Regions from separate parts of the Homo sapiens genome. Here region 2 is linked to region 1. The links are chromatin contacts, found by Hi-C or POLR2A ChIA-PET in ENCODE. All regions are on one chromosome and are shown on one strand. The core of a region is the stretch at or near the end of the contact, and the rest is flanking DNA. Distances in the headings are between cores, read along the strand shown.

Region 1 (7,295 bases), core at 3,395-5,894:
ATCTTTCTAACTGCTGACTTTCTGATGTAAGCTTGACTTTTCAAAAGTCAGTATGGGGATTTTCAGTGGATTCATTAACGGAAACAATTTGGACAGAAATCTCCCCTCTTCCTTCGCCTGGAAAACTTAGACTCATCCCAAATATTCAAGTGGCTTAAGATTTCTGCCTTCTACAGCCTACACATGATTGTCCATGCATTGTTGACACATGTGACAGTGACTCCATTGTAGAGGTATAACGTATCTACTTACAAGGAAATCTTCCTCACTGACATTGTGCATGCCTCAAGGACAAGAACCAGGCCTTACATCTCTGAATCCCCATGACCTAGCAGAATGCCTGGCACATAGTAGGACTTCAAGATCTCTTTGCTGTGGAATGTGTGTATATCTGTATTATATATCTCTTTTTAAAAGACAGGATCTCTGTCACCCTGGCAGGAGTGCAGTGGCATGATCATAGCTCAGTGCAACCTCCAACTCCTGGGTCCAAGAGACCCTCCTGCCTCAGTCTCCTGGTTAGCTGGAGCTACAGGCATGTGCCACAACACCTGGCAATTTAAATTTTTTTTGTAGAGATTGGGTCTTGCTATATTGTCCAGGCTGGTTTCCAAACTCCTGGACTCAAGTGATCCTCCTGCCTCAGCCTCCCAAAGCACTGGGATTACAAGTGTGAGCCACCATGCCTGGCCTCTATGATACATATTTACATAATTAGAATGTTTATTGTTTGAAGGGGTAAGATGTCTTAAAAATATGTCCAAACATGAAAACAAATTAATGCAGTGTCTCTAATATTGTGGTCCCCTGAGTGAGCATGTATGTATGTGTACATGTATGTGAGGTTCTTGATTTTGGAAAGAGTAGACACAGTGGCTCTGTGAAGGATCAGCCCACAGCAGATGAAGTGCCACCTGCCAGAATGAAAGGCAGAGCTGCTTTCTCCAGTCAGGTATACAAGATCTGCTTCTCTTTGTAACTTGTTCTGACTCTCAAGCTGTTGAGAGTTGTCACAAATAAAACCCCCAAACAACTCTGAAAGTCCTACCAGTAGATCTAGTCCACTCAATCTGAACCAAGATGACCTGCTTCTAAACATATTTCCAGGATTTCAGCTCTCATTGAACTCTTTCCAGCATTCTTCCTTTAAGCTTTGTTCATATAAAGATGACTTCATAAGAGAACGTCCATTCTTAGAAAATGCTCTTTGCAGAAGCCAGTACTTGTAGTAGAGGCTGTCGTTTCTCTGCCACTTTCCCCTTAGGCTTTACCATTTCAGTGCCCACTGGGCCAGTGTTTAACTGCCAGCCTCTGCGTCTTTTTGCTGGAGGACATTCTCTGACCAGCAGGGTCCTCTCTGCTTACCCATGGGACAGACTGGAAATGCCAGGGAATCACCATCCCTTACCTCTAGCAGTCCTCAGTCAATGACTGATGAGAATTGATTTATAAATATCACTTCCCTTGCCCCTGGAATCTCAGAAATCCCCAGTGGGATTGCACTCCAGTTACCCAAGTAATGACTTGTTTGCTAATACTCCCTTTATTGACCACCTTCCTCTCCCCATCTCACTTTTTCATCCCCTACCAGTGTCTTCTGGGATCTCTACGTACAAAAATGACCTGCACTTAAATCCCGTGTCAGCATCTATCTATGGGGGAACCCAAGCTAGGGTAATATTCTTATACAGTAAGTTAGACAGTCATCTTTCCTTCCCTTCAGTTATTTCCTACAAGGGAATCATTTAGCCTTCTGTTATTCACCGTGGAGCTAATGCTGATGTACCCCTGGTGGAAGTCAGTGCCCATCTTTGTGGGAAACATTTATAGGGGAATGGCTGCCAGTATAACAAGTTTTGGCATGAAAGGAGAAAATTCTCTGGATTTCTTTCCTTTCAGACGTGGGAAACAAGTCACAAAGCAGATCTTTCCAAATCCACAGTTAAATGTTCAGAGCAAGTGAGCCTCTTTGTGAAGCCACATTAGTCTTCCTTTCCCTTGACCCTGGGGACCCCGGGGACCCCGGGAGGACTTAAAGAGTTTTAATGTGATTTCTGGAATGTGCTTGATTTTCAGAGAGAGCAGCTTAGCCCATGGGAGACTCCATTAATATAATTTTGCAATAGAAAAGCTTCCTATTGCCTAATCTCATTAATTGTGTTTTATGTACAGTAAATGGGTAAAAGCTGAGTTTGTAATTTGGTAAATGTGAATGTATAATTTTTGAGGACTTAGAATGTGGAATAAAGAAGAATTTACTTAATATGTAAAAAGAGGCTGGGCGCAGTGGTTCATGCCTGTAATCCCAGCACTTTGGGAGGCCAAGGTGGGCAGATCACCTGAGGTCAGGAGTTCGAGACCAGCCTGGCCAACATGGCAAAACCCCGTCTCTACTAAAAATACAAAAATTAGCCAGGTGTGGTGGTGGGCGCCTGTAATCCCAACTACTCGGGAGGCTGAGGCAGGAGAATTGCTTGAACCCAGGTGGCGGAAGTTGCGGTGAACTGAGATCGCACCACTGCACTCCAGCCTGGCGATAGAGCAAGACTGTCTCAAAAAAACAAAACAAAACAAAATAAAACCAACGAAAAACTCCTAATAAGACCTCAGATGGGGCTTTGAGCCACGAGTTAGTGGCCATCCTTACCTACATTAATACTTTTTCTTCATTTTCCTCCATTCACTCATTCAGTCATTCGTTCAACAAATATGAATTGAGCATATATGATATGTTAGGCACTATTCTAGGTGTGGGGATACAGTGGCAGACAAAGGAGAGTAAGTCCTAGCTTTCATAAACCTTACAGTGAAATGTGGATATAGACAATACGCAAATAAATGTGTAATAAATACATCAGGTGGCTTTGAGTGCTACGAACAAAAATAAATTGGGGTGAGAAGCCAGCTGTTATTTTGGAGCAGGTGGTCAGGGACACTTTCCCTGAAGGAATGAGGAAACAAAATGTCTAGGGGAATCCACCTTCTAGGTGGAGGCTTCAGCAAAAGCAGAGGCAGGAGAAATAGCAGGGGAGCCAGGGCAGCTGGTGATAGGAGATGGGCCATCAGGGTGAACCGGGCAATATAGGACTCTTGGGCAATGGTGAGGCATTTTGAATTTATTTTCAATGCAATGGGACATTATTGAAGGGTGGGGAGAAGGGGAGGGGGGTGATGAGAATTACATTGTAAGACTCACTGTGAGTGAGTGAGTGACAAGAAGACTGTAAGGGGTAAGAGTTGAAGCAGAGAGGACAGTTAGAAGGTGATGACATGGTCTGGAAGAGAGGCAGTGGTGGCTTGGACCAGGCTGGGAGTGGTTGAAGTGGTGAGGTGGGATCAGATTTAAGATGCGTTTTTAAGGCAGAGTCAGTAGGATTTGGCGATAGGTTACATGAGGAATGTGTGTGTGTGTGTATCTGAGAGAAAACTCATGATGACTCCCAAGTTTTTGGTCCATCTGAGTGAGTGGGGTCCTATTTACTGAGATGGGGAACAAGAGAAACTTTTTTTGGGAGAAAATCAGATAGCCACAATAGGCCATTAGACACAAAGATCTGGAATTCAAGGGAGAGGTTGGAACTGGAGATACATATTTGGGAGCCATCCATTGTACAGATAATATTGCAGGGACTGTAGAAAGAGAAGGAGGAAAGGCCAAGGACTGGCCCTGTACCATACCACCCTTGGAGGGAGGAGAAATGGTTTGGGAGCCCCAAAGAGGGGCAAGGGGGCTACTACCCCTCCTCCATGAACTGGGCAGCTTCATATTGAAAAATTACCTAAATAGCAAATAAAATCGAAGTCTCAGTTGTGATCTCTGGGGTAGAGTGGAAAGATCAGTGGCTGGGTCTGTTTTCCACTAGTCCACGCTGCACCTACATAGATCTTCAGCACTGAGTGCTATGAGGATGGGGATATTTGAGAGGGTTCTCCTTCCTCTCCTCTTCCCTCTCCCCTGCCTGCTGACCTTCCCTTCTTCTATCCTTTCCTGAGTTGCCCATTCCTCCTCTTGCACCTCCCACTCCACTTCTCCTTCTCTCCACCAATTGGTGTCCTTGGGACTGAATTTCAGGTGATTCTAGGCTAGGAGGCCTGGGCTGTTAAGTTACAGAACCCCTCCTTTCCAGGTGCAGACAAAGTCTCCCCTTGAAGCTTGGGTCAGAGGTAAGGTCATTTTCTTCAAATACTCAACCCACACATTTCACCATTTTGAAATTCATCCAGGCTTGCAAAATGTCAGAATGCAAATTCTCCTGAAAGGGGAGTTTATTTGTTCTTCACAATTCAATGTGAATTACTTTAATCAGATAATCAGCCAATTTCCCTCCTAACAGCTGGTTGAGATCAGGCTGCACTATATTCTTTTTATTAAAAAAAGATCTTACTAAGACTATATCAGAAGTCTTCAAGCTTTATCACGTGTAAAATTCACTTAGGAAATTCACTGAAATGCAGATTCCTAGGTTCTATTCCCAGATATTCCAACTTGGTAGGTCCGGATGATTCTGGTGCAGGTGGCTGGTGAACCACACTGGGAAATACCGAGGTAGAGGATTGGACAGAACTTGGGGACAGGGGAGCGGTCAGAGGGCCTATCTCAGGAGGACATGCTTGGCAAGCTGCCAAAACAAAGGCCTTTGAACTAAACAGAGAACGAAGTGGAAGGAAAGAGGAAGGGGGAAGAGAGCCCAGAATAGAAGGGAATGGAAGCAGATGCCTTCTCCGTGATGTTGTTAGTACTTGAACCCACCCTACAACCCCAGGCTTCTGGCGTGTACCGAAGACTTGGGCACTTATCACGCATCAGGCACGGTATAGGTATTAATGAGCTTTCCAGCTCATTGAATTCTTACCACTTCTTATTATCTCTGTTTGGGGATTACAGAGGCTGTAAAAGTTTTACGAGGCAGGGCTAGACCCAGAAGCCTTGTCTGTGTGATTCCATATCCACACGCCCCAACCACGTGTTGCACTGCTGAATCTGCACCATCATCAGGTTATGCGGGCTCAAAGGGAAGTGTGCTCAGGAGTGAATTTCAATGGCTCAGAGGCCCACGCTTTCCTCTGGGATGGGCTGCTTTGGTGCCCCCTGGTGGCTGCTAACCTGGTGTGCGGCGTCCAGGCAAGAACAAGCAATGAACTGAGTCCTAGCTCCCCAGCAGGGAAATATGGAAGATTCTTAAAATATCACACTTCCCACCTGATCAGACACGCAAACTCTTTTCTCCCATTATCTGAGCAATTTCAGGAAACTCCCGTTAGTGCTACGTCCCTCAGCTTCTGCCTCAGTGACACGTTACACACTAATTTATAAATTACAAGCCACTGCCTTGTAACCTGATCACAGCTGCACACACCTCACCTTCCCTCCAACCATATAGGCTCAGAGAACCCGCTTCATTTTCATTAAATAGTAAGGAAAAGCTCCCCGGGCTTCTGTATTCTACTAGGCCTGCTTTTATTTTTAACAGCCTGTCTGCCAATGCACTAGTGGGCTAAAAATAGACTTACTTATAATACAATTCATCATGCACTCAGCTGCCAGGAGGAAGCTTAATTTAAGCTTCATCCAAGATGAAATACCTTTAAGAAACATATTATTTCATGTAACTATTAATATCAGTTTTTAAGAGTCCTCCAATATGAACTCTTTGATACATACTTTGGAAATGAGGGAACGTTAGAATGTTATGAAAAGAGATCTCGGCAAAACTATCTTGCCATAGTCTTGGCCAAGGTTAGAAAATGCTTTGGGAGCTCTTTTCCTTAACTCCAAACTCTTTTAGTTTCTCTTTGCTTTTTCTCTTAATTCTAGCTCTTTGTTTCAACTTGATCTGAATAAATTGGATCATCATAGAGTTGCCAGATTTAGCAAATAAAAATACAGAATGCCTAGTTAAATTTCCGATAAACATTGACAGTTTTTTAGTATAAGTAAGTCTCAAACATTGCGTGGTTTGCTCAGGACTTTTCTGGTTTTAGCACTGAAAGTTCTACATGCGGGAATGCCTTCAGTCCCAGGCAAATGAGGCAGCCAGTCGCCTTAACTACAATATAAATCATACCCTTCCCCCATCTTCAGGATTTATTTCCCACTAGGAAGTCTTGTGGGAGAGAAACTTTTAAAAATAACAGCTTTATTGAGACATAATTCACATATCATAAAACACCTCTTAAAAGTATACAATTCGGTGATTTTAGTATACCTATAGAGTTGTACAACTATCACCACTATCTAATTTTAGAATATTTTCATCACCATGAAAACCCCATACCTACTGTCAGTCACTCACCATTCTCCACTCCCCTCAGGCCCTGGATACCACTAAGATACTTTCTGTCTCTATGGATGTTTCCATTCTGGACATTTCATATAAATGAAATGTGGTACAGGCTGGGCACAGTGGCTCACGCCTGTAATCCCAGCACTTTGGGAGGCCAAGGTGGGCAGATCATCTGAGGTCAGGAGTTTGAGACTAGCCTGGCCAACATGATGAAACCTTGTCTCTACTAAAAATACAAAAATTAGCTGGGTGTGGTGGTGTGTGCCTGTAATCTCAGCTACTTGGGAGGCTGAGGCGGGAGAATCGCTGGAACCTGGGAGGTGAAGGCTGCAGTGAGCTGAGATCATGCCACTGCACTCCAGTCTGGGTGACAGAGTGAGACTCCATCTCTAAATAAATAAATAAGTAAATAAATAAATAAATGAAATGTAGTGCTTAGTGGTTGGATTCTTTCAGTTAGCCTAATGTTTTCAAGGTTCATCCATATGGTAGCATGTGTCAGTACTTCATCCTTTTTTATTGCCAAATAGTATTCTGTGTGGATATATAAATGCATACCTTGGAGATATTGAGGGTTTGGTTCCAGACCACTGCAATAAAGTGAATATCACAATAAAGACAGAAGTTTTCGTTTCCCAGTGCAAAAGCTATGTTTATAGCATCCTGTAGACTGGTAAGTGCGCAGTAGCATTACATCTAAAAAATATACATACTTAATTTAAAAATAAATTAATGAACGAATTTTTGCTGGTAAACATGGAGGTGTCCTGCCTCCATGTTGATGGCGGCTGACTGATGAGGGTGGTGGCTGCTGAAGGCTGAGGTGGCTGTGGAATTTCTAAAATAAGACCACAAGGAAGTTTCCTTTCATGGAAGATTTTTCTATAGCACGTGATGCTGTTTGATAGCATTTTAGTCACAATATGACTTCTTTCAAAATGGAAGTGCGTCTTCTCAAACCCTGCTGCTGCTTTATCAACTAAGTTTATGTAAAATTTGAAATACTTTGTT
Region 2 (7,295 bases), core at 2,005-4,504, 100 kb before region 1:
CCACCGCCCCCCAAAAAAAATCCTTTGCAGTTATCACCTAAGCTTTTTGGGTGTGTGATTTAAAAAAAAAAAAAAAAAACCACAAGACCTACCTTAACAATTTAAGTATGCAGTATTGTTTCTTCTCAGCTGCCCAGTCTTTGTAATTCTTATTTCTTATGCAGAACAATTTAGCATTTGACCCTACTATCACCAAAAAAAAAAAAAAAAGAAAAAAATATATAGCAGTTGAGGGCAGTATACAAGCTTAGTAAGTATATTCTGGTACTTGCTTAGGAAGTAGGAAATGTGATCAGATTCTGTTCTCTACCATATGACACTGATTTGCAAGGCCCCGGGTACAGGACTACTGGTAAAAAGAACCCTGTAACTTCCTGTCACAGAGGGACACAGCAATATATATAAAACAGCATCTGCCGTAAATCTTTGGGGAACGTCTTACTAGATTTAACCAGCTAATTTTACTAGGTATTTAGGAAAGTGTGACTGCAGTTCAGGGTCTTTGTTTTTTCTTTTAAGACAGGGTCTGGCTTTGTTGCTCAGGCTGGAGTGCAGTGGCATGATCAAGGCTCATTGCAGCCTCAGCATCCCTGGGCTGCAGCGATTCTTCCACCTCGGCCACCCAAAACTGGGATTATGGGTGTGAGCCACCACACCTGGCCTCTTATATCTTGATTAAGGTCCTGTCTGGGCCTACAAAGGTTCAATTTGCTTAACCCCAGCACTTTCCCTCAACATGGAGGTCCTTAGTCAACATTAACCAAGGTAATAAAGAGTTGAAAGTTTTAATCATAAGTAGGTGGAGGAGCATTTAAACTGGTTTAATAAACTTGAAATATGAATACCTTAAATATTCGAATAACAAAGCACTGGTGAAACAGGTTTTTCTATGGAAAGACCACAATTTTCTATCCAGCACATTTCATTTGACTGGGTTCCTTTGTTTCTGTAATAAATAGGACTTTGAGAATTCCAAATCAAATTTGCACTTTTGCACAAAAGGTTCACTTGGTGACTCTCATGCCTCCATAAGTGTGTTCCATCTGATTCTGCACAACCTACTGCCTTCAGGGTATCCTGGGACCAGCCAAAGAGATGATTCCAACCAGTGGAATCATCATTAAACTAGTGGTTCTTAAAATATGGACACTGAGTCAACCTGCATCAGAATTACTGTAGATTCTGGACAAATGTACGAAGTCAACATCAAATCAGTGCTACATTTTGAAAAGGTAACTGTAATAAAAAGATTTTTTTGAGATACTGAAATTGCAGTGAAGACAATGTTCCCACCTTTTTAAAATGGTGTAATATTAGGTTCATTTATGGAATGTTTTATGAAGCAGATTTGTATTTTAACAAGCCTTTTAGGAATGCAGATATTATAGGGGATAACATGAATGGTGGTAAAGAGGGGGGCATATTTGAGCAATGATTTTTCAAGAGCTATGAATTTACAGTGCAATCCTAGCAGGAAAAGAGAGGGAGAAAAGAACATCTATTTTGAGCTGCAGACATAATTGCATCACAGCTGAGATTTCATAGTCCCCGTCCTCTCTATTCCTGTTGAATTACATGATTAAAGGTAACTATATATATATGAATATATGAAGATGTTTAATTGTTGCAGGTTGGAGAATTTGGGCCAGGGAGAATTCACTTGGCCAATGAGTTAAAAATGAGAAAAGGATTAGCAGTCATCAAAATTTCTAAGTAGTTAATTATCTGCATGGTGGGTTCAGTATAAACAAACATGGTACTCTCAAATGACTGTTGATGGGCTATTAAATTACATTAGTATCCTGTGAACCCTGGTCATAGCTGGAAAGGAGAATCTTTTGAGAAATGGAAAAACCAGGTTATTTGTACATAAGGAATATGTCTTTTAAACACCCCCAAAGTATAGATTAAGACGTGATTGATGAAAAGTCTCCATTTTCTAATGATGGTTTTATGAAACCAAAGTATTTACAACTAAGAACCAACCATCTGATCGCCAGTAGAGAGTGGAAAATAGGAAAGGGTAACGTCTCAGTATGGTATCTGGAGTAGTCTGGCTAGGACCATAAACTTCATTTTGTTTACAAGTTCCCAGAAAATAAGCCTGAATGAGCTTAGAGCTTAATACTTCCAGTGATGGTTCTCTCTTCCCTCAAGTATACAGATTAACTATTTTTGTGCCGTGGGCCTTTTGACAGCCCCCAAAAGCCCGTGGATCCCATCTCAGAATGTTTTACATGTGTATTACATAATGCTCACACATTCTAAATTTTATCTACCGACTCCTAGTTAGAAATCCCTTGCAAGGGGTGTTAGGGTTCTGAGAGAAGGCTGGTAAGTAATGAGGCTTTTAACTTATTTCAGTATCCTGTTCAGGTCGGGAATATGTTGTGTTCTAATTACTCTAGTTTCCAGCTCAATTGGTGTTGGAGAAACTAGCCCACTTATAAGTGGCTCAAATGAAAACCCACGGGGAGGCATTTTTCTTTAATAAGCAACCCTAAGCCCCCTTTGAAGTCAGTCTGACTAATCAAAAGAAAGAGGTTATATATCCCAGTTTTGACCTTTTGTGAAAATAGCCCTTTTACTGTATGTGATATATTATTGGCATCTCATTCTGCACAGTCCAAATGATGTAGACAAAATAGTGATTGGTATATAACTATGGACACCGAAGATCCACTGCAAGGCCTGCCGATCACTTTACACAGAAGGAGCCCCTTTCCTGAGGTCCGCTTGCTCGCTCGGGGTGGGGTGGTACTTTGCCCTAGTAAACTACCAAGCAGTCCGAACGTTCGCTCCTCTGGAAGACCGAGTTGTGGGCGGCTGCGCTGCGGGGGCAAACTCGCCGCATGCCCGCTGGCCAGAGCGAGTCGGGGCCTGGCGTTAGGGCAATCCAGACTGGCCGGCATGGTACAGGGCGTATCCCTAGCCGCCTTCTGTGTCATATGGGGCGCCGCCCTCCAGCCTAGGAGAGGCGGCCGCTAGGAGGGGCAGAAGGGCCTTGTCTGCCCCGGTCTGAATACCCCAGGCGGGGTCGGAAAGCGGGTCACAGAAGAGCCCAGTAAACTGCAGGGGTGCAGCTCGTCTCCAGGAACCGGCAACCCCCAGGGCCGCACAAGCCGGTAACAACCCATAATCCGATCCTGTCTTCGGGATCAGAAGAGAGGACAGCTGGCCCGCGCGCCAGCTCAGTTCCTCCTCCGCATTCTTCAGGAGGAGCCCCAGAAACGCACTTCCGCCGCGCGGGCCTGCCTCCACGCAGGGCGCGTCCTAGGCCGGTTCATTTCCGCCCAGCGCTTTCTGTGGCTAGGGGAGTCAGGGGTTTCCTTTTCCCTTATTCGGGCTCTTATGTTACCCCCGTTTTCCGTTGAACCCTTTTCTCCCCTCTTGCCCTCCAAAAAAGCAGTCTGCTGCCGCTCCCGACTTTTCTCGCTGAGACACCGTCAGCTCACTCCGAGCCCAGCACAGCGGCCATCTTCGGTAAATTCTGGCAGCAGCCCGCCTGTTCATTGTCCTGTGTGCCCAGAGGAAAGAACTACTCATTTTTCGTGATCAAGCTAGGGGAGGCAGGAGCAATAATGGCCCTGCTATAGGACTGGCTTTTATTTGAATTCCAACTCTTCTGCCACCTTAACCAGCTGTATCCAGATTTTAAAAGTTAATCTATCCGAGCCTCTTATTAAATATTAGGTTGATGAGATGATGCATGCAAAGCGCTTAGAACAGTACTAGGCATAAAGCGTCCGACATAAAGGTTAAGTAAAAGTAAGGAAAAGCTATGGGGATGTATTGAGTATCTCTTTGCCCAATGACGTATTAGTCGTATTAAATATGGAAAGTGCCTTTGATTCGCCGTGCCCATGGGAGAAGGCATAGGAATGGCCTTTTCCCACCTGTAATCAGAGAGCAGGTGTTTCAAGAACGCCTCAATATGTTTGCGATCTCTCACGCAGCCTTTCAGGCTCCTAATTCCTACGAAGTTTCCGCTTTTATTCAAATTGGCTCACTCCTTTTTGCAGGGCTTTGTACTGAATGAGTATTCTTTTAAGGGTGGTGGACAAGCAAAGGTTTGGTAGCATCACATTTTTAATTTCACAGGGAAAATGGGTATGAAACATCTTCCCAAGTACATCTTAGACTGCCAGCTGACAGCAAGCCATAATGCTCCCCAGCTCTTGGGCCCTACACCCCCTCTCCCCCATCCCCGCTTTAGTTCTTTGTCATTGCTCATGGACAGCTGGTTTGGGGACCAGGTGCAGATGATGGGAGGTGTCTGAAAAACAGCAAGTGAGAAATGCTAGTTTTGTTGTTTTAAGTTGCACTGATGACTCCAGTAGTTATCTGTGCTGCTTGTGATAATTTATAAGGCAATGATAACGAATTAAACATACAAAAGATTATTATCTTCCACAGGAAAAAAAAACTGCAAACTTGTGACACCATTTATGATCCACTTAGTCTTGAGATACTGAGTAATAGAACTTTCTCCTTTTAGGCTGAGTTATGAACTTCGGTTTGGTTTCTTTCTGCAATCCCTGCAGGGCCATAAATTCTTGGCCCTTAAGACTGGGTGGCCCATAACAGACTCAGTGATACCATCAGTAACCACAATTCACACTGGAGTCAAGTTATCTGATTCCCACACCAGTTGGAGAACTGGAGATTCCTTAGAACTTTTAACTGTCATGTTTTCAAAGTTGACATGGAAAATTTTACATGAAGCTTAAAAATACAACTAATCTGTGGTGATAGAGACGAGAAGAGTTAAGCTCTAAAATTAGAAGAGCAGTTCGTTTTGAGGCAGCACTGATTGGGAGGGAGCATGGAGTATATAATTACACATTTCTATGTAATGTAAAAATGTATAGATTTAAGATTTATGCATTTTATGTAAATTTTACTACAATAAAACGAAAATGAAAGAAGACAGATCATAGTTTAATCAAATATTGTGTACAAAGTAATTTCTGTTAAACATTTATATTTTTATGTGTATATGTATCTTTTACATGTATGTGTTAAGGATATGCATTAAAATGGTAATAACTTCCTCTGCCTGTTGGGATAATGGAGAGTTTTGTTACTTTTTGTCTTTTTTTAAAACATGTTCTTCAATAATAATGTATTGCTTTTGTAATTATGAAAAACAAAAGTTATTTTGTAAATCTTTGTTACTGATAAGAGATGGGTATTCTGTTAACTACTCAATTCTCATGTAGGAAAACAAAATAAATAATGTCTATTTGATAAATCGAGAAACAGAAGCATTACTTAGAAATCTGAGTTACCTCTAAAATAATGACTGGCATTTGAAGTTGAGGATGGGTCTTGAGTTCCTGTGATTTTAAGCTCTTGGATATGAGGGTTGGGTGAGTTCCTCTTTTTCTCTTTTAAAATATATGTATGTTTAACTTTGCTAAATAAAATTTAAAAGATGCAATGTATCTCAGTGCAATTTTTAAAAATTTATTTTCATCCAGGTTACTCTACCCTTTCCCTTTGTCATTCAGCAGGCAGAACAAGGAAAAATTAAACTTCTAACTGAAAGGAACTTTGAATAGCAATCAATATCAAATTAGAGACAAAATATAAATATTGCTCAATATAAAATGAGGGTTTTTCTTAATTGAGGGGACAGAAATACAGCTTCTCAGTTATCATAAATTGCATCTTTTTTGGGGAGGGCCTTTTTGGCTTGCATCCATTACCAATTATATATCTTTCACTACTGTGGGAACTGCATTATGGAAACAGCTAAAGCTTGTGTATTTAGCGCCCTCTAGTGCATTATCTTATAACTGATAATACTCCAAACAGCTAGAAAAAATGTAAATCTCAGTCCACCTCCCCTCTTTGCACCTACATGTTTCCTAGCCATGAGACATTAGGCTGTGACCTCACAGTAGTTCTTTAATCTCTAGGCTTCAATTTTCTCATTTGTAAAATGAGGACGATAATAAATACTAGATAGGGTCCTGAGAACTAACTGAATGGTCTATGCTTGTGACATGAATGCCTGGCACATAGTAGAAGCTCGATTAGTGCTAGCTACTCTAACATATAAATAGATCGAGTCAGTACTAACATGATTAAAGACAAGTAATCTTGACTCAGATGTCAGAATCTGCTAGTAGGAAAGTGGAAAATGTTAAAGAGGAACCAAAAAATAAAGAATGAAGGCCTGGGTTTGATACTCATCTTTGGTTCCCTTTTGAGTCAATTGATGCCAATTCTGAAGTCTGGGAACATGTTAAATTCCTTTGCATCCTTCACAGTGCATATAATTGCACACTGTCAACAAATATTTGTGTTAATATTCAAGCTAAATGGTTAGCAAACAAGATGAAGAATGACAGAAAATAATAATTAGTATAAAAATTTGTATTTGGATTCAACTTTCTGTTATTTGAGGCAGAAGCCAAATGCCATTTTTTGGATTGTAGCTTCGGAACAGGCTGTGGACAAGATTTGTGTTACCCGTGTGCAAATGAGCAGCATAATTATACTGTGTGTTTCATATGTTCGCTATGTGACTTTTGTGACTCATTACTGACAACGACAATAGTAGGTTCTAGAATCCTGCCGTCATCCATTCTCACCCATTTTCAGCATTGCATAGGCTATACAGCTAAAATTTACTTCCTCAGACACATTCCAAGAGATACCTTCTCTCCACATAGTCTACATGACCATCTATAGTTCTTTTCCTGCACTGACAGACATAGACTTTGGTACTTAATACCAGTACTTCTTGGGCTCTCCAAGAACCCAGTTGCTTGAGGAAAGCATTGGGTGCTTCTCACCCTGAGTCCCTGGAATCTTTGGTTGGGCCTGTATATAATAAATGTCCCCATTGCTTATTTTTCTTGTGTGCTTTATATTAGACATGTCACAGTGTTGTCTCTCCTTCCCTTCCATTGCCTCAGTGCTAAACCAGACCAATTTTCTCATGAAAGGTACATGATACAGGTAACCATGCATTGTGCCTCTATTAATGCTTATACATTATGCTAAGCATTTTACATCCACTACTTCTTTCACAACCACATCCAGTAATAGAGTATTCCCATTTTCCAGAGGGGAGAATTGCCCTAGTTCACACAGATAAATGGCAGAGCCAGACTTCCAACCCAAGTCTGCCTCTAGAATCTGTGGATTCAACACTGCATCAGAAACTCCAAAGGGAAAATTTTGAGTTGTCTGTCTCCAGAAATTCCTGCAAGGAAAATCATGAAGCTCCCTTTAGGCACTAAGCCATAAGTTCTGAGGCTTCATCCTTTTCAAGAAAACCC

What was found. Hi-C counts contacts between places; a loop is a spot of excess contacts on that map. ChIA-PET counts read pairs that join two places held with the same protein, here RNA polymerase II (POLR2A). Pooled maps may share reads with other maps.
Region 2: a map of CD8-positive, alpha-beta T cell shows a loop between it and region 1 (5-fold over the local background). The contact joins two enhancer-like sites. A Hi-C loop is called at or near these places in 4 of 168 maps with a recorded cell type or tissue (B cell, CD8-positive, alpha-beta T cell, endothelial cell of hepatic sinusoid and 1 more), 4 of 37 single-sample maps with no recorded cell type and 14 of 50 pooled maps. POLR2A ChIA-PET finds 5 or more read pairs at or near these places in 3 of 52 experiments (CD4-positive, alpha-beta T cell, PC-9 and activated naive CD4-positive, alpha-beta T cell).

The regions. Positions count from the first base shown.
Region 1 is chr7:104,881,645-104,888,939 of GRCh38, reverse strand. The region is part of intron 2 of LHFPL3 (LHFPL tetraspan subfamily member 3); the gene reads right to left. Among named protein-coding and RNA genes, the nearest start is that of LHFPL3-AS2, 41 kb to the left of the region's middle. Within about 2 kb of position 4,644, at least 10 of the 41 ENCODE cell types and tissues checked have a DNase peak (open chromatin) inside an H3K27ac peak, as active enhancers do.
Region 2 is chr7:104,979,895-104,987,189 of GRCh38, reverse strand. LINC01004 (long intergenic non-protein coding RNA 1004) reads left to right here. Exons shown (of 1, transcript NR_039981.2): 1 at 1-5,443. Among named protein-coding and RNA genes, the nearest start is that of LINC01004, 7.6 kb to the left of the region's middle. RefSeq lists enhancers at 1-184, 2,976-3,275, 3,576-3,665. Within about 2 kb of position 3,254, at least 38 of the 41 ENCODE cell types and tissues checked have a DNase peak (open chromatin) inside an H3K27ac peak, as active enhancers do.